Regions from separate parts of the Homo sapiens genome. Here region 2 is linked to region 1. The links are chromatin loops, found by intact Hi-C in ENCODE. Cell type or tissue: heart right ventricle. All regions are shown on one strand. Each heading gives the region's core, and the rest is flanking DNA. Links, peaks and the distances in the headings are about the cores only.

Evidence for each region. A loop is a pair of places that touch in the nucleus more often than their neighbours do. Peaks named below come from ENCODE experiments on the same cell type or tissue, not always from the same donor. Only the 100,000 strongest peaks of a DNase experiment are listed, where the experiment ranks them.
Region 2: it touches region 1 in a loop (2.1-fold over the local background); 21 of 110 quality-filtered maps call a loop at or near these places.

The regions. Positions count from the first base shown.
Region 1 is chr7:44,561,200-44,569,682 of GRCh38, reverse strand. DDX56 (DEAD-box helicase 56) reads left to right here. Exons shown (of 14, transcript NM_019082.4): 10 at 480-553; 11 at 691-780; 12 at 1,460-1,565; 13 at 3,159-3,235; 14 at 3,604-3,879. The coding sequence ends at 3,681. Among named protein-coding and RNA genes, the nearest start is that of DDX56, 8.5 kb to the left of the region's middle. RefSeq lists enhancers at 3,520-4,019, 7,432-8,326 and a silencer at 3,873-4,084. In heart right ventricle, for the core only: a CTCF peak has its summit at 3,990 (motif pointing right); a DNase peak (open chromatin) is centred at 4,042; H3K27ac peaks cover 1,346 bases.
Region 2 is chr7:44,379,228-44,387,710 of GRCh38, reverse strand. It overlaps NUDCD3 (NudC domain containing 3), which reads left to right. Exons shown (of 6, transcript NM_015332.4): 6 at 1,590-8,483. The coding sequence ends at 1,700. Among named protein-coding and RNA genes, the nearest start is that of CAMK2B, 58 kb to the right of the region's middle. In heart right ventricle, for the core only: no CTCF peak of the experiment used is centred there; DNase peaks (open chromatin) are centred at 2,480, 3,970, 4,950 and 5,980; H3K27ac peaks cover 2,371 bases.

The sequences.
Region 1 (8,483 bases), core at 342-8,341:
TTCTGCCCTGAGTGGCAGGCACTGTCCCCCTTGAGAGATAAACAAATTGAGGTAATTTGTCCAAAGTTGTGTTTACTGTCTGCCTCATGAGCGTTGAGTGACCTGACAGGCTGCTGTGACAGCTCAGGACAGCACCTGACCCCAGGGTGCTGGGTGGTCCTGGACTGCTCTCTGTGGCCGTCGTCATGGGGGTACCTTGACTCCCAAGGAATACCATGGGGTACTCCTTGGGAGAGGAGAAGAGAGTGGGTGACGGGTTCTTGGGCTTGGGGCCACACAGGCCACCCCCATCCACACACGGGGACAGATGGGTCATCACTGTAAGAGGCCCAGGTGCAGCTAACCTGCATGTTCGGCATCCCAGGAAGGCGGTGGGTCCCCTGCTGCTTTCCCCCAAGGGGGAGGTGCAGGAGGCCTCCAATGAAGACCCTATCCTAAGGCCTCAGCCTGTGGGACCCTCGCTGCTTTCTTCTCCACAGAGAACAGGGGCCCCATTCTGCTCCCCTACCAGTTCCGGATGGAGGAGATCGAGGGCTTCCGCTATCGCTGCAGGGTGAGCTGCTGTGGTGGGGAGGGGAATGAGAGGGGAGGGGCTGTGGCCCAGGGATTGCACCGTCTTGCTGAGCATCCAGGTGTGAAGGGAGGATTTGGGGCAGCCTCACTGTCTTGACCTTCAGTGTCCACCCCCAGGATGCCATGCGCTCAGTGACTAAGCAGGCCATTCGGGAGGCAAGATTGAAGGAGATCAAGGAAGAGCTTCTGCATTCTGAGAAGCTTAAGGTGAGTGGATGGGAGGTGAGAAGGGGATAGATCTTAGACGGCTGCCCTTTTTGGAGACTGGCTGAGCTCCGAGTGGTGAGAAGCAGAGAACTGGGCAGTTTTCTGGCCTTTGGCACGGAAGGGGAGGAAATGGACCCAGAATCATGGAAGGAAGCCAGTCTGTTCTGCTTGGTGGTAAATTGGCACAACCTTATGGTGGACACTGTCCAGCAGAATTACGAGCTCATGTGTCCTTTCATCCGAAATTCCACTTCTGGAACTTAATCCTGGTCACGCTTGTGAATGTGCACAGTCAAGCATGTGCCTGCATTCATCCATCCATGGCATTATCATGGAACCAAAAGATGGAAACAGCCTGGGGCCACCATAGGGGGCTTGCTAGGTAAACTCAGGTGCATTCAGAGCCGAAGGTTACATGGGAAGGAATGAGGTTGGTTGCGTGTCCATATGGAACAGTCTGTAAGATGATGCCCAGCAAAAAGGGGTACAGGGTACTGCCATGTGTGTCATGGAGAAGGGAAAATGGAAACATCCACTCCCGGGAGGTTCTGAGAAATGCACAGAAGCAGCTGCCTCATGCCTTTTGAAACACATGAGTGTGTTATCCTTTGAAAAGCTAGGTCTGTGAAGTCACAGAAGAAAGATGCTCACTCTGTGGCTCTCCCTCTTCCCCCGGCAGACATACTTTGAAGACAACCCTAGGGACCTCCAGCTGCTGCGGCATGACCTACCTTTGCACCCCGCAGTGGTGAAGCCCCACCTGGGCCATGTTCCTGACTACCTGGGTGAGTGTGGCCTGACAGGGCAGGAGGCAGCAGGCTGGGGAAGTGGCATTAATTTCTCCACTGCTGGGTCAGCCCCTGTGCTTGGTGCTGGGGATGCTCAGGCAGAATAGAACCTGGAGACCCTGGCAGCACGCGGGCATGTAAACAGGCACACCCCTGTGTTTCTAAACTTGTTTGCTTGGTCCCACGGGTTAGCTGTTGCTGTCTCCATTTTAGAGATGAGGAAATTGAGGTAGTGCAGGGTGGGTGGCAGACCCAGCATTTCAGGCCAGGTCGTCTCCAGAGCTGGGCCAAATGGCCATCCATGGGTCGAAGGGAGTGAACAGGTTTGGGAGAGAGTCACGGGCAGGAGGCAGAGAGAGCCACCTGTGCTGCAAAAGACTCAAGATTAGCAGCTGCTGAAGAGGCATCTGTGGAGTCTCTGGGTAAGAACAGTCAGCAGGGAGACAGACTCTGTAAGGCCTAAACCGACAAGGTAGCAAGAGAAGAGCCAGTGGTGGTGCGAGGGATGCAGGGGTTGGCAGGCATGAGGTCAGGACCCTGGGATTGGTTTCTGTAGTGCAGCCCAGGCTAGAGCTTTATGTGGCCATTAATACTGGGCACCTCTCCTCATCTTTGGCAGGCTCTGGGTAATGACTTCTTTCAGTGTCTCATAGGAGGTGTTTTTGGTAATGAGTATGTGTGACTTTTATGCCTAAAATGGATTGAAGGAGGAGAGTGGTGGAGAGGAGGCTGTGGGCAGCAAGTGCAGGACCCTTCCCAATGCCACAGGGTCTGCTCAGCCTGGACCTGCAGCCACCCAGCGGGTGTGGTGTTGCTGCTATGGAGGTGACAAAGGGTGGAGATGGAATGTTCCAGGGCAGGAAAAGCCTGGGCACTGGGAAAGGAAGGATCCAGAAGAGATGGGAACATGAAAATGCCAGAGAGAGCGGTGGGGGCCGGGTTCCCATGGGACAGTGAGCTGGAGGAGACCCCAGTCCAGGTCCTGGCCTGAGATGTGAGGAGGGGAGTTGGGAGGGTGGGTAGGGAGGGAGAAGGTAAGGCTAGAACTTTGGCCTCAGGAACCCAGTCTGCTCGTATAGCGGAGTCATTTGCCAAGGTGTGGCCAGGAGGTTTAGAAGGGCCAGGAGAAGGTGGAAAGGTGTCAGGATGTGGGATGTTTGACATTTGAAGGGGAGGGCCCAGGTGTGGTTGGCCTGGGGGAGTCCATGGGGTGGGCGAGGTGAAGATAGAGCCAAGATCAGGTGCAGCTGGGATGCGGGGCCCCCTGTATCGGTAGTAATGGGCCACAGGTGAAGAAACTACCTGTTGACTTTTATTTCAGCTGCATTTTCTTTCTTTAAGGATGTCTGTCTTTTTCTTTCTTGTTACATGTTTGTTGTAACAAATCTAAACAATATAGGAGAGTGATTTAAATAGTGGAAGTCTAAGGTGCTCACATTCTCCTGGCCCTGTGCAGATGTGGTAGTGAATAGATGTATGTCATAGGCTGCCAGTTGGGTCAGAATTGGAGAATTTGCTGCAGAATCAGCGGGAGGGCAGGGATGGGAGCAGTAGCGGTGAGCCCACTGCTCAGGCAAGCATCTCTTCCAGTTCCTCCTGCTCTCCGTGGCCTGGTGCGCCCTCACAAGAAGCGGAAGAAGCTGTCTTCCTCTTGTAGGAAGGCCAAGGTACGGCTCCTGGGGACTGCGGACAGCCCCAGGACTCCTCCCAACCTGCTCTTTTGTCATCACCAGAATGTGGAGGCGCCTTGCCCTAGGGAGGGGAAGAGAGGGTGCCCTAGGGAGGGGAAGAGGGGGCACCCTAGAACCGGGCCCCAAAAATCTGGTGTGGGATAGGGGTACTTTTGCAGCCGCCTGCAGGCCCTGCTTTTCTTTCCCCAGCTGCCTTTCCCCATTTCCTTATCTGCAGCACCTTCTGGTCGTGTTGGCCAGTTGCCGGCACGGCTCCCTTTGTGTCTTTCTCAGTTGGGTGGGTGGGTGGGTGGATTGTCTGTCGGCCTGATTCCCCCAACTAACCTGTGACTTTGCCTCCTTAGAGAGCAAAGTCCCAGAACCCACTGCGCAGCTTCAAGCACAAAGGAAAGAAATTCAGACCCACAGCCAAGCCCTCCTGAGGTTGTTGGGCCTCTCTGGAGCTGAGCACATTGTGGAGCACAGGCTTACACCCTTCGTGGACAGGCGAGGCTCTGGTGCTTACTGCACAGCCTGAACAGACAGTTCTGGGGCCGGCAGTGCTGGGCCCTTTAGCTCCTTGGCACTTCCAAGCTGGCATCTTGCCCCTTGACAACAGAATAAAAATTTTAGCTGCCCCAGTTTGTGCCTCCAGCATATGAAAAGGACTATTTGAATCCCCAAAACATCAGGAGTCGGGAAACTTCGGAAGACAGCTGTGCCTGGCTCTGTGGCTGCATGCAGTGCTTCACTTGGCCAGCAGAGGTCAGCTGTGCCGAGCTGCCCCAGCCATGAGAAGAGAAGCCTGCCCTTGCTGGCAGGTGGCTATGGCCGGCCCAGAGCCTTCCTGCCCAGCTCCTGCAGCCCTGCTGCCTGGGATCAGGCTGGGAGATGGGCCTTCCTGACCGCCAGCCTTCCTCTCCCCGAGCACACGCACATGTAGATTCGGGGGGAAGCTGCCTGCTCTTCCTTAGAGGAGCCGGGGCAGCTATCTGCTGGTCCCTTTCTGAACAACTGTTGATGTGTGAGCTGTGTCTGTGTGTTATGTGCATAAGCGGTGGTGTGACATACACACATGTGTACTGTCCCTTATGCCCTGGCCTGAGCTCTCCAGCTGCCTTCTCAGCCTGAAGGCTGGGCTTCTCTGCTGGCTTGGGGTCCTAGATTGCATGTCACCTGCTTACCAGGCGTCACAAGGCCATGCTGGGGGCATGAGGAGGTTGGGGCAGCAGGAGAGTGGGGAGAAACTAGGAGAGTGCCTGAGTATTTTAGAAAGAACCAAGTTTTTTCTCGGCAAAAGCTTATACAGAGACGAAGGAGTCTGTGTCTTTGGTCATGGTAGGACTGAAGCTAGCAGGACCCGAGATTTGGGGCCTCCATGATCCCTGCTCCTCTTCTGTTAACACCCAAGGATTTCCACGAAGCCAGTGTGTATGATGGGGGCAGGACAGTGGTACTTTCTGGGCAGGTGTGAACTAGAGCTGCTAAGGAGCTGCAGACGATATTCTTGCAGTTTGGTGGTTAGCAGTATTCAGAAGGACAAAGAGTTAATGGAACTGGAGATAAAGAGCAACCATTTGAGCATCTGCTGGGAGACATCTGTCAACTGCACAGACCCTATCAGTGGGCATCGCTGCCACCTCTTGGAAGACAAGACAGGGCAGAGAGTGCCTGCAGTGCTGAGGCCTGGTCCTTGCCCTAGGTTGGCCTTCCCACCTGGCTTCATGGAGTGCTGAGGCTGGTCCTGGGGACAGTGAGTGCTCTGGATGTTTTAGCCAAGCTGTGTTCTAAAGTGATGCACAGTCTGTCTCCACTATGTTTATCTCTCTGACCCTGTCACTTCCAAGCACACCCTACCAAGAGCTTGTATCCCAGAGCCACCCTGATGGAGAGGAGATTGGTTTCCCCAGTGATTTCCTTCTTTGGGGGGTGGGGTAGAGGAACATGGAGCCAGCCTTATGCTGTATTCGTGCCTGGGGATAGCAGGGTCTGGGCCCGGAGCAGAGGAGCTTGGGTAAAGATATGGAGGCTGTTTGTTCAAAGTGTACATTCCTTCCTCCTAACGGCATCCCTGGGGGAAGCTATTTCTATGTTTTAGGTGGGGAAGATGAGGCTTAGAAGTTGCCTGGTGAATGAGGTTCTTTGCAAGATTTGGGTTCTGGCCTGTCCACCCTGGTGGAGTAGCTGGTACCACGGGGGCTTTTGCTGTGGGGTTAGGCACCATGTGGGCGCTCTGGGGCCAGGGCATTGGAAAGAATGGGAGGATTGCTTGAGCCCAGAAGTTCGAGGCTGTATGATCACGCAACTGCACTCCATCCTGGGCAACATACTGAGACACTCTCTCTCTTTTTTTTTGAGACAGAGTCTCACTTTGTTGCCCAGGCTGGAGTGTGGTGGTGCAATCTCAGCTCACTGCAACCTCTGCCTCCTGGGTTCAAGCAATTCTTCCCGCCTCAACCTCCTGAGTAGCTGGGATTACAGGTGGCCGCCACCACGCCTGGCTAAGTTTTTTATATTTTTAGTAGAGACAGAGTTTCACCATGTTGGTCAGGCTGGTCTTGAACTTCTGACCTCAGGTGATCCACCCACCTCGGCCTCCCAAAGTGCTGGGATTACAGGCGTGAGCCACCATGCCTGGCCGTGAGACTCTATCTTTAAAAAATAAAGAACAGGAAGGTCCATCTTCGTGTCCTGAGACTACAGAGAGAAAGTAAGTATAAATGGCTCGTTCAACACCCCACCTGGGAGGCAGGTACCATGTGCCCATTTACGTGTGAACAAACAGGCACTCAGGGTTGGCCTCTTGGACTTAGTCTGGCCAAAGCCTGTGCCCTTTGCACAAATGTGCAAATCAGGACTGGGGCAGGCCTTGGATGAGGGTATGTGTGCTATGGGCAAATGAACCTAGGGCTGTCCAGGGCCAAACAGCACAGAGGGCATGTGGGCCTGGAAGGGAGGAAGGAGGTGTGGCACATGCTGCGTGGAAGCCTAAGGCTTCACTAAACAGCAGAGAAGCTTGGATGGTTTTCAGGCTGGTGACGCCCTGGGCTGAAGCAGGAAGGTCAGGAGAATGCAGTGGCCTCTCCACTCTGGGCTGGCACAGTTTTGCCCACATGTATACCTGAATGGGTGCCTGGCTGTGTGGACTGTGCTATGGTCTGGAATCAGATGGACAAGGCACAGTCTATGAGGCAAGGAGCAGAGATGGTCAGCCAATGCAGACTGCTCAATAGTCATGTTGGGAGTTCAGGGTACTGGAGGGCTATAAGGGGCCCTCACCCAGTTGGAGAGAATGCTGCCTTCCTTGAGAAAGTGAGGTTTATGCTGAGATGGGAAGGGTGGGAGGGAACAGCAATCCTAGCAGGGGAGACAGCATGTGCAAATTCCCTGGGGTGGGAGGGATCCCTGCACATTTGAGGGTGAAAAGACCAGAGGGTTGTTACCAAAATATGCAATGGGGGCTGAAAATTTGATTTTTTAAAAAAATGTAATAGTCACATATTAAAAATTCAAAGGATACAGAAGATGGAGGGTTTTTGAAAACAAGGGCATTCTTTTTTTTTTTCTTTCTTTTTTTTTTTTTTTTTTTTGAGATGGAGTCTTGTTCTGTCACCCAGGCTAGAGTGCAGTGGCGCCATCTCGGCCCAGTACAACCTCCGCCTCCTGGGTTCAAGCGATTCTCCCGCCTCAGCCTCCTGAGTAGCTGGGATTACAGGCACCCACCATCATGCCTGGCTAATTTTTGTATCTTTGTGGAGATGGGATTTCACCATGTTGGCCAGGATGAACTCCTGACCTCGGGTAATCCACCCGCCTCGGCCTCCCAAAGTTCTGGGATTACAGGCGTGAGCCACCACACCCGGCCAACAGCATTCTGATGATATAGCTGGTGATAGCAGATGGGAGGACAGTGGTGTGCCCAGAAACCTCTGGACCTGGAGCACAAAAGGCTCAGGGTGCATTCCCAGCCCAGCGGATTCTCTGCCTGCATCTGCTAAGGATGAATGACTCAGCTTTGGGGGAATTAGTTGTGAGACTTTGGACTTCAGGGGCGGGGCCCCAAGAGGCAATGGTGATAAAGTTGAATTTGAGCAGGGAAGGTGCCCCGTCAGCTGTCATCCTTTTCCCCAGGAACATCATTATGTAAGACTCCTGCCTTGTGGAACAGGCTGTGAGTTGCTGCTCTTCCATTCCTCACAGCCATGTTTACAAGGGTAAGGAAGGGAAGGAGTGGTTCATCATTGCAGAGAGGAAGGTGCCTTGGCCAAGCAGACCTGCTCTGTGCCAGGCATGACACTGGGCAAATGCACAGTATTTAGTTTATTTATCCTGAAATGCTTTCAGAACTCAATGCATCCAGTGTCTTGTTATCCCTCCAGCCTATCCGCAAACCTGCTGAGATGCAGTAGGTTTGGCGTAGAATGCACTGAGGGTATCTGTGGCAACAGTGGGCTAAAGAACAAGGCACATCAAGGGGGTCTTCCGACGAACACCCCAAGGGTTGCCTCCACCACGCAGCATCCTGCTGTGGCTCGCCTCAATGTCCCAGGTGCTCTGTGGGCACAGTGGCCAGGTCAGACCATGATGGCCACTTTCTGACTGTATGGTCTCATACAGGGAAGGCATGTCACTTTTCTTGGCCTTCTCTAGGTTCTCACCTGTAAGTGGGGGTAAAATGTCCCCTCCAAGGGTTCCTGTAGGGGCCGAAGTGGCTCAGGCACCTGGCACGCCTGTTGCAGCCCAGCTCTGTGCTAGCACCTCCCAATGCCTGTTGAATCCACCATTGCCTTCTGGGACGTGTCTCCATACTTCCACGAGAATACGTCTAGGGCACAGCCTGGGGTTCTGCATTTGAGTTCTCACCTCCGTCCCAGGTGAGCCCAAAGGTGCTGGTCTCTAGTCCACATTTGAGAGGCAAGGCTTTAATATCCACCACACACATTTATTTTGCAGATTGGCAAAAGCTTAGATTAACTAGCCAGCCCAATGTCACTTGGCTAAGTGGTAGAGGGGAGGTGCTGTGTCTGTCAGACTCTAGTCTGGAATTGGAGGTGGGATACCTAGGTTCAAGTCCTGGATATGAAACTTCCCTGTCACATCCCTTCTCTGAGCCCAACACTTAATCCGAAAGTCATGGTGACGTGGGAGGCCAGGTAAAGTAGGAGATGTCTAGCTAGATTGGAATTTCAAATAATGAGGAATTTTACAGCATAACCGTGTCCTGTCCAATATTTGGGACATATGC
Region 2 (8,483 bases), core at 131-8,130, 180 kb after region 1:
TCTGGGCATCCTACATCGGGCCCCCATGCAGCAACCCGGGTTCCCAGGGTAAGACTGTGGTGGCTGCAGGGCTCCACAGGTGTCATTTGCCCTACAGCTGGCTGGGGTTCTGTTGAAAGGTTCAGAGGCTTCATGCAGCTGCCTGCTGAAGTCATCCATTCTTGTGTTTTGTTGAGGCTGTGCAGAGGGGCTTCATGTAGTCTTCTCTGCACCCACAGCCACTCCATGTGAGCTGCAGCACTTGTTCTCAAAATGGTCTTTCCAAAGTCTCTGATGTGAGTTGCCTGTAAGAAATTGATAGTAATGTCAATTAATCCCTAGTATATAGTATCTGTCTTTGATATGCTTGTTGTTGCATCACTTAGGTCTTAAAAAAAGAAAATGAAGCTGGGTATGGTGGACTGCACCCATAGTTTTAAGTACTCAGGAGGCTGAGGTGGGAGGATCGCTTGAGCCCAGGAGTTTGAAGCTGCACTGAGCTATGACCACACACTGCACTGTAGCCTTGGAAACAGAGTGAGACCCTATCTGTAAAAAATAAAAACAGGAAAAAGAAAACCCTCTTGTTAGGAAGATTATGTTTTATTTAAGGAGAAGCCCTGGTGCTGAGAATCCCACAGCCTCGTTTTCTGGGCCTATGCTACAGGGTTTTGTGCAACAGGGACTGTGGATCATATTGGTAGAATAACTACTGGCCCTACATAGTCTCTTTTGTCTCTTGTGGTCAGAAGGTTAGAAGGAAGGAGAGATCATCCCTAGCCCTCAGTGTACTCATGGTGGCCAGGTGAGGAGGGCAGATATAGAGTCCCTTTGAGGAGAAGAGGGCCTGCCAGCCCAGGTACAGATGCTTCCCTCAGGGTCCAATCTCCCTGATGTCCCCTGCCATGGCCACACACTGAGCCTTGCTTCTGATCCTTGGAGGCTAGATAGTTCCAGAATGGCCACACGTTGGCGAGGGCTTAGTCAACCAGCTCTGACTGCATCTGCAAGGATGCAGTGGGGAATTCCTGACTGACGGGTCTACCACTGGACATTCTGAGGTTTCTTCCTCCGTGCCACATCCTGGGTCAACCCTGGATTGTCTGATGATATAGTTCTTGATGCTGATAACTGGGGTGCTAGGGTATCTCCTCTGCACACCTTAGTCATGACTCAGGTGGGGCTTGAGCACTTTCTCTACGCACCTTCTCTACAACCCTGGTGGGCTGGGACACTCCCTCTTAATGCCTTAGTCAGTGCCTGGTGGGACCATAGATGTTGCAGGGTGTTTGGAATTTGGACAGAGATCCTGGTGGAAAAGGGACAAGATGAACCATAAAGAGGAGCCAGTGCTTGCTGGGGACAGAAGATGGAGGGTTAGAAATTCAGTCTGTGGAGCAGTCTTGGAGAGAAATTGGCAGGCACCCAGTACCTCCCTTGGTCGAAGGCTGCTCCAGGGTAGTACAGTTCTCTGGCCAGCCGGTCTTGCCAGGCAAGTGCCTGAGCCCTGAGGAAGCAAGAAGGCTCTCTACCTGCAGTCAGAGTCTGCTCTGGGAGAAAGTACACAGTGCGTTGTGATCCCCTTTAATCTCTCTATTTTCTGTTTGTAGAAAGTCCATGAGATGCTGAAGAAGGGGTGGGATGCTGAAGGTTCTCCCTTCCGAGGCCAGCGATTCGACCCTGCCATGTTCAACATCTCCCCGGGGGCTGTGCAGTTTTAATGACCAGAAGGAAAGGAAACCCTCGCCGGTGGGGAGGCAGAGCCTTATCCTCGGCTGCCCTTCTTGGCTCCCTGCATTCCAGGGACTTGCTCGTCTTGTTTACCCCTAGCCATCCTTTCTTTCAAGGGTGAACCAGGCCTTCCACCCTGACCTTGCATCTCCAGACTGTTCCAGAGAAGGTGCGGGGCCAGCTGCTATGTGGTGGCCGCTGTGGCTGACACTGAGTGAAGGTGTTTGAAATGCAGGAGAGGATATCCCAGCAAATTGGGATCACATGCTTTTGTCTCCACAGCAACCAGCCACTGCAGGCAGCATGTCTTTCCTCCCCTGCTCTCTGCTTGCTGTTGTTTTGACGCTATTCTGCTTGCATGTCTTCTGGTTGGGATGTGGAGTTGTTGCTGGACTCTCAGGCGAAGCTGAAGTCATTGAAGTGTGTGAAGCTCTGTGCTTGCATGAGGGCAAGCAAGGAATGGCTGTGCCTGAGGCTGCTCTGGGAAACTCCTTGCCCCTTGACCTCTTTTGAGAGCATTCACGTGGTCTTCTTGCTCATCCCCTTATAAATGTGCTTTGCCTGCCTCAGCCTCATGGTCAGAGCAGTGGAGACTGGAGCCCTGTTTGCACGTTCTAGTTGTTCGGAGAAAGCCTAGGTTCTGGGCTCAGGTCCAGATGCAGCGGGGATTCTGTTCTCTGACTGTGGCGACCTTGCTTTGGTTCTTGTTGAAGTGAACCAAGCCCGGCCACCACGCATGGCATGCTGTGCTTGGCTCCCCATAAGACGTCCTCTTTGGGTGCACGGTGTCAAAGTGTGGGCAGGAGTGGAGAGCTGGTGCCCTCAGGAGGAGACCACAGCATGTCCATCAGCTCAGCAGAGCTCGACAGCCACAAGTCCTGAGAAGCTTTGACCTTGAAGGGCTTCTGGGAGAGGAGGAATTTCTGCATGGGGCGTGAAGGCACACTGTCCCACCACAACTGAACCAGAAGAGAGTGAAGACTCCCCTCTTCCCATCCTCTGTGCCAGGTGCCAGACTGTGCTCCTTGGAACTTATGGCCCAATCTTACCTGTTCTCCAGGGACTGGTCACTGCCTCAGGACCCCCAAGCCTATGCCCTGAGCCATGGCTGCTGACTGACTCCAGCCAAGGTGCAAAGACGAGATTATGAGACAGGTCCTCAGGCCTGTGTTCCAAGTACTCACAGGGGCTCTGGGTGCCCATCGCCGGGAGTATGGTTCAGCTGCCACCGGCACTGTCCATTTGCCTGTCTGTCAAGCTCAGAGCATGGATAAGCCACACAGCAGGGCAGTGCACCCTGGCACCATGCACGGCCAGCAAGAATCAAGGCCCGCAGATGCTAAGAGGGCCTATTGTCAGGGGAAGGTCCCCGCTCCTGCACACTCTCTATGGATACTTGGGTTGTGGGGGCTCTCTTGGAGAGTAAGTTTGTGGTTTGTTTCTGGTTTACAGTGGTGGCTGACACCCCTTGTAAGAAAGCATTCCTGGGAAGTCTTCTGTGGGTCCAAACATGTTGCTCCGATCATCACAGGAGAGCAAAAGGCCCTAGATACCCCCTTTGGAATGTGAGAGTCTTGTTGTCTGATATTTGCCACTGAGCTGGTGAAGCCCCTCTAAAGAGATCTCGACCCTGGGGAGCAGAATTCTTGTCATCTATGAGGGGTCCTGAGAAAGACTTGTCATTTTTTTTCCTGGAGTTCTTCCCATTGAGGTCCTAGGATTTGCACACCACTGTCCCACAAGAGCTTTCCTGCCTAATGAAAGGAGGTCTTGTGGTGTGTGTCTCCTCTCTTCTCTATAGTTCCCGAGTTGGCCCCCATTGCAGCCCCCACCCTGTGGGTAGTCTTCCAGAAGTGATGCAGTGGTGTGAGATGCCCTACACCTTGTTATTTGGGAGACTTTGAGAGTCATTCACTTCCATGGTGACTAGTGTTTGTTTTGCCTGATTTTATATTCTGTGTTGCATTTCTCCCCACTCCCTGCCCTGCTTTAATAAACAGCAAACCAATATCTAGGAAGAATGACTGAGGGATAGTATTGGGTATTGGCCCCATGGCAGGAACAGCCACTTGCATCTGGTCCCGGTGCCACACTGCGGTGCTTGGTGTGGTTGTGGAGCCTGTCCCTGCGCGCCTTGCTCCCGTTGAGCCACGCTGTCTGGTGGGTGATTCTCTGCCCTGAGCCACCACCCTGGACTGGCCCAGTCTCCAGAGCTGGCACACCCTGCCTGTTTTCTCTTTTTAGACACAACAGCCGCAGTTTGGCCAGCCACTAAGTCCCACCAGCTGAGGTCCGAGGAAAGCGGGGTGACTCATTTCCCTTGTCCAGGGCCCGAGGAGAGTGAGGTGTCCAGCCTGCAAAGCTATTCCAGCTCCTTGGTGTTGGTTTGCAATAAATTGGTATTTAAGCAGTTCTGGGTCTGCGTGTGACATTTGCTGCTGAGACAGTTCTGTCTGTGCATGGTCATTATTGTTGCATTCTAGCCTTGAGGTCCCAGGCCAACGTACACAGCAAACACCAGCATGGGGAATTCTTAGGGGTTGTTTCCCATCTGGTCTGAATGCACTGGGCAAGATCTCAATACAGCTTTAGAAATCCTGTAAGATTTTGACCAGTGGGGAGAAAAAGAATGTAGCTATAGATCTTACATCCTTTCAAACAGGTTCTGGAATTCTGTAGTTACTGGAAAGCTTAGGGTGAGTGCAGAGTTGGGAATGATTCCACTGAAGGGCCACCTTTGCCCACCAGGCTCCAAGGCCCTCCTTGGTCTCCAGGTGCATACCTGCTGTTAACTTTGCTGAGCCCTCGCAATGGGCTTCCTCCAGGACATAACGCCGTGTCTGACACAGAAGTCTCCCAGGTGGCTGGCCACCTGCTTCTTCCTCAGTCAGATCTTTGACTCTCCTTCTCTGTGCCCACCCCATCTCCAGCCTCCTCTGACCCTGCTCACCCCTGGGGACAGGACCTAGGGGTGTGAGAAGTACTTGGCTGAATAAAGACTGTTTCAAAGGCAATCCTTAGAATTGCCTAGCATACTCCCAGGGCCAGAAATAACCCGCCAGAAAGGAGAGGCGTATTTGCCCCTGAAGAGTGCAGGAGGGAGAACAGTTGAGAAGTGTTTTGTGTGGAAATGTGTCCAAGAGGCGTCAGCTGCTGCACAGAGAACTCACTGCCCAGAACACTGCGCTTGGGGAACAGACCTCACCCCCACCTCAAATCTGCTCTCCACTGGGCCTGTTGGCAGCCAGCTCAGCTGGGGAAGGGACAGCATGACTCGCTTTGTCGATGAAAAGCACGAAGTTGTCAGCACAGAACCTGGCCAGTCCTTGAGAAACTCCCTCCTTGGTGGTCAGAGGTCAAGCAGCCCATGTGGCCCACGGTCCTGAAGAACTGGGCTATGTCCCTGAGGCTCCTCTCTACCGTCTGACTGTGGGGTCTGGGGAACAGGCATTTAAACCAGGCTGCTGCCCTGGGGAGTGCCCACTGGACGCCAGGGTGCCCCATAGGGACAGGGTCACAAAGCCCTGGGGCTTCCCCTGCCAGTCCTGGTGAGGACAGTGTGGTCACTATCTCAGAGAGACGAAAAATGAATATTCTGTCATTTCAGACTAAACTACTCACCCAGCTCACACTAATATGGATTTGTTAATTTTACCTTTTTTTTTCTTTCCAACTTTAGGTTCAAGGGTTGTTACATGGGTAAATTGGATCATAGGGGTTTGGTGTACAGATAATTTTGTCACCCAGGTAATCAGCATGATACCTGATATGTAGTTTTTCAGTCCTCACCTTCCTCCCACTCGGTTTTATTTTTTAGTACTGAAAGTTTAACAGATTGGTCTTACCTCAGAGGGAGGGAAGAAACCCCCCCATCGCTGGGCTCCTTGGTGTGACAGGGGTCTGGTAGGGGTTTTCAATCCCACCACCCATTCCTCCACACCAAATGCCTGAAGTCCCCACTTTGCACAGGGAGACAGCATCGTGCCAGGGAAGAGAGGTCAGGCCCGGCTACCCCTCACAACTTCCTGCTTCCCCCTCAGAGGGTGATGGGGAGACCAGAGCCCATGGCAGGATGAACTGTCACTGAACCCAGCTGGCACAGGTCTGCCAGAACACTCTGGGGGTATGCGCTGGGCTTTCTGGGTAAACCCCTGGCAAGCTGGCGTTTGCTGTCTTCTCAGTGCTGATGGAGATAGGCACACATGGGGTGTGGGAATGTGGCCACCCTCAGGCAGGTTCACGAGGGTACTGTCAGGCGCTCAGGTGTATGCCGCCTCCTGTCAGGCAGGGCTGAGGCTATTCTCCCTGGAGAAGGACAGCTTAGGAAACACTTGCAGGAAAGCTGCCTGGACCTGGGAGGTGACCCTGGCCAGCCTCCCTGCTGCCTCTCTCAGTCCTAGGCCTTCTTCCCCAGAGCTGGTCAGGGCCTGAGGGACTTTGTAGTCTAACCCCTCATTGTGCTACAATCACAGGAGTAAGTAACACTCCCAAGGCCATGTGGCTGGTGACTCGGGGGGCCCAGGTCCAGGATCCTGCCCCATCTGCAGGCCAGTGGTTCCTTGTCTCCTATTTGCTTCTTGGAGCAGCCTCCTCATAAGCCAACAGCTCCTTCACCTGAGCCCAGTCACTTTGCGCTCCTCCCCAGAACCAAAGAGCAAGACCATCTGCCCCAGGTACAGTCCTGGCCATGCCACACTCTCTGTGGCATCATGACCAAGGTGAGTGGCAGATACTGAAATCATCCAGGGCCACTGCAGGCCCCATTCCCAGTGGACTGTTCATCAAGGGACCCTGTCTCAGGCCATCTCAGCCAACCTTGTTGCCCAGCACAGGTCTGGCACATTGGAGATGATCTGTGTTGGATGGGGAAGGCAGAGGGAGGATCCTCCAGCATTGATCACCCATCAAAACCCTCAACAACCCAGACATTGCCGCTGCACTGACCCCATGCTATGAGGAGGTCACTCAGGCTGTTAGGAGCCTGCTGACTCAGGCATTGGGCTGGGGCCCTGCCTGCCTTGTCTGCCTGCCAGCGGAGCACTGCCCCAAGCCCTTCTTACTGCAGAGACAGGCTCTTGCCTCCCAGTGTGCACTTTGTGCAAGACACAGGCAGGTAAGGGTCTACCAGAGGACAGGAAGTGTTGTTGGGGCACTGTGGGGTTTGGAGGAGGCCCCTCTAGCAGGGAAAGCGAGCCCTAACCTCTGCTGGACTAGGGAGTTTAGGAAGCTGCTCTGGTTCAGGGAACTGGGGATCCAGATAACTGGGGATCAAGGCCATCTTGTGACCCCAGTGGTGGTCCCTAGTGGGACTGCTGAGCTCCAGCCTGAGAGTTCATGAACTCAACAGTGATTGCTTGTGGGTACTAATGACCCAGTGTGTGGAGACCTCATTTACCAGGTGTGCCTAGCCTGCAGGCAAATCCCAAGGCAGTGACCCTTAGGGAAGAGACAGCGTTTGGGGTCATCAAAGGCTGGGAAACCCAGGTACCTGTCAGGGAATGGGCTACAGACTGGAGCTAAGCCTTAAGGTGGGGAAGATTCCAGCACCCCTGAGTGACCACCTCTTTTGGTAATGCAAAGAAGGGATTTTGTGACTCCAGGGTGACATTTCTAAGCTTGGCATCATGCAGGGTGGGCTTGGGCTCAATATGGGTGACTGTTAGTCTAGGGCTGTCTCAATGAGGCTGTCCAGGCAGAAAGGCTTACACACCTGGCAGGCAGAGGGTCTAGAGAGGAAGGGGCAACAGGCCTAAGGAGGGGACAGCCAGGCAAGGAGGTAGAATAGGCCTTGTCTGGACAGTGGTCACCTGTTAGGTCCACAGCTTGTCCTCCCTGGCCTGACCAGCCAGGTGAGGAGAGATCCAAACCATCCACCTGAAAGCATTCAGGGTGCCTGATGACAAGACCCCAGCCACTGTGGGCTCTCATGTCCTGGTAGGAAGGTATACCTAAAGCAGGTGGACCTGGTAGTGGTGGACGCTGTCTGCCTCCCCGGGGCTTGTCTGTTTATGCCAGACCGTTTTCCCATTTGCTTCCACCTCCAGCTCAGAGAGGAATCACCTTCACACCTCTGCTAAAACTAACCCAGCTCTGCACCCACCATTCCCCACTGTGCAACACCTGCTACTGGAGAACCCTGCCCCCTCAAATACACGTCATCCTCAGGGCCCTGCGATGTGCTGTGGTCTCCCTGCCACCATTCAAGGGGCCACAGCCAGGTCCAGCCTGTCTTCCCTGGCACCAGGCTCTATGCAGTGGGGGAAACTCGGGCACCCCTAAACTATTCTCCAGTGTTCTCACCAGAGGTGGTCAGCCATGTGATGGCAAGAGTCACTTCTTAAGCTTTTGCTATCCCCAGAAACTTAAAGCAACACCAACCACACCCAAAAGTCAAGTGATATCCAGACAGCAACAGTAGAGCATTAACTGAGTGCAGGGCCGTGGTGACTCCTCGACACTCCAGGCTCTCCTGCTGGTAACCTCCCATTGGCAGAGCCAGGCACTCAGCAAAGCCCTGGACAGTCAGCAGCCTCCTGAACAGGCTCTGCTGTCCCCACTCACGACTTCAGAGCAGCTAGGACTCCTGTGACCACCCCTGTCCCCTGTTCCCCCCCACCCCGCCCCGCCCCGCCAACTGCCTCATCTCTGTCCCAAGATAACTGCTCTCCAGAATTTTCCATGATATGGTCATTTTAAAAGTTTTTTTTTTTTTTGAGACAGAGTTTTTCCTGTGTTGCCCAGACTGGACTCAAACCTCTGGGCTCAAGTGATCC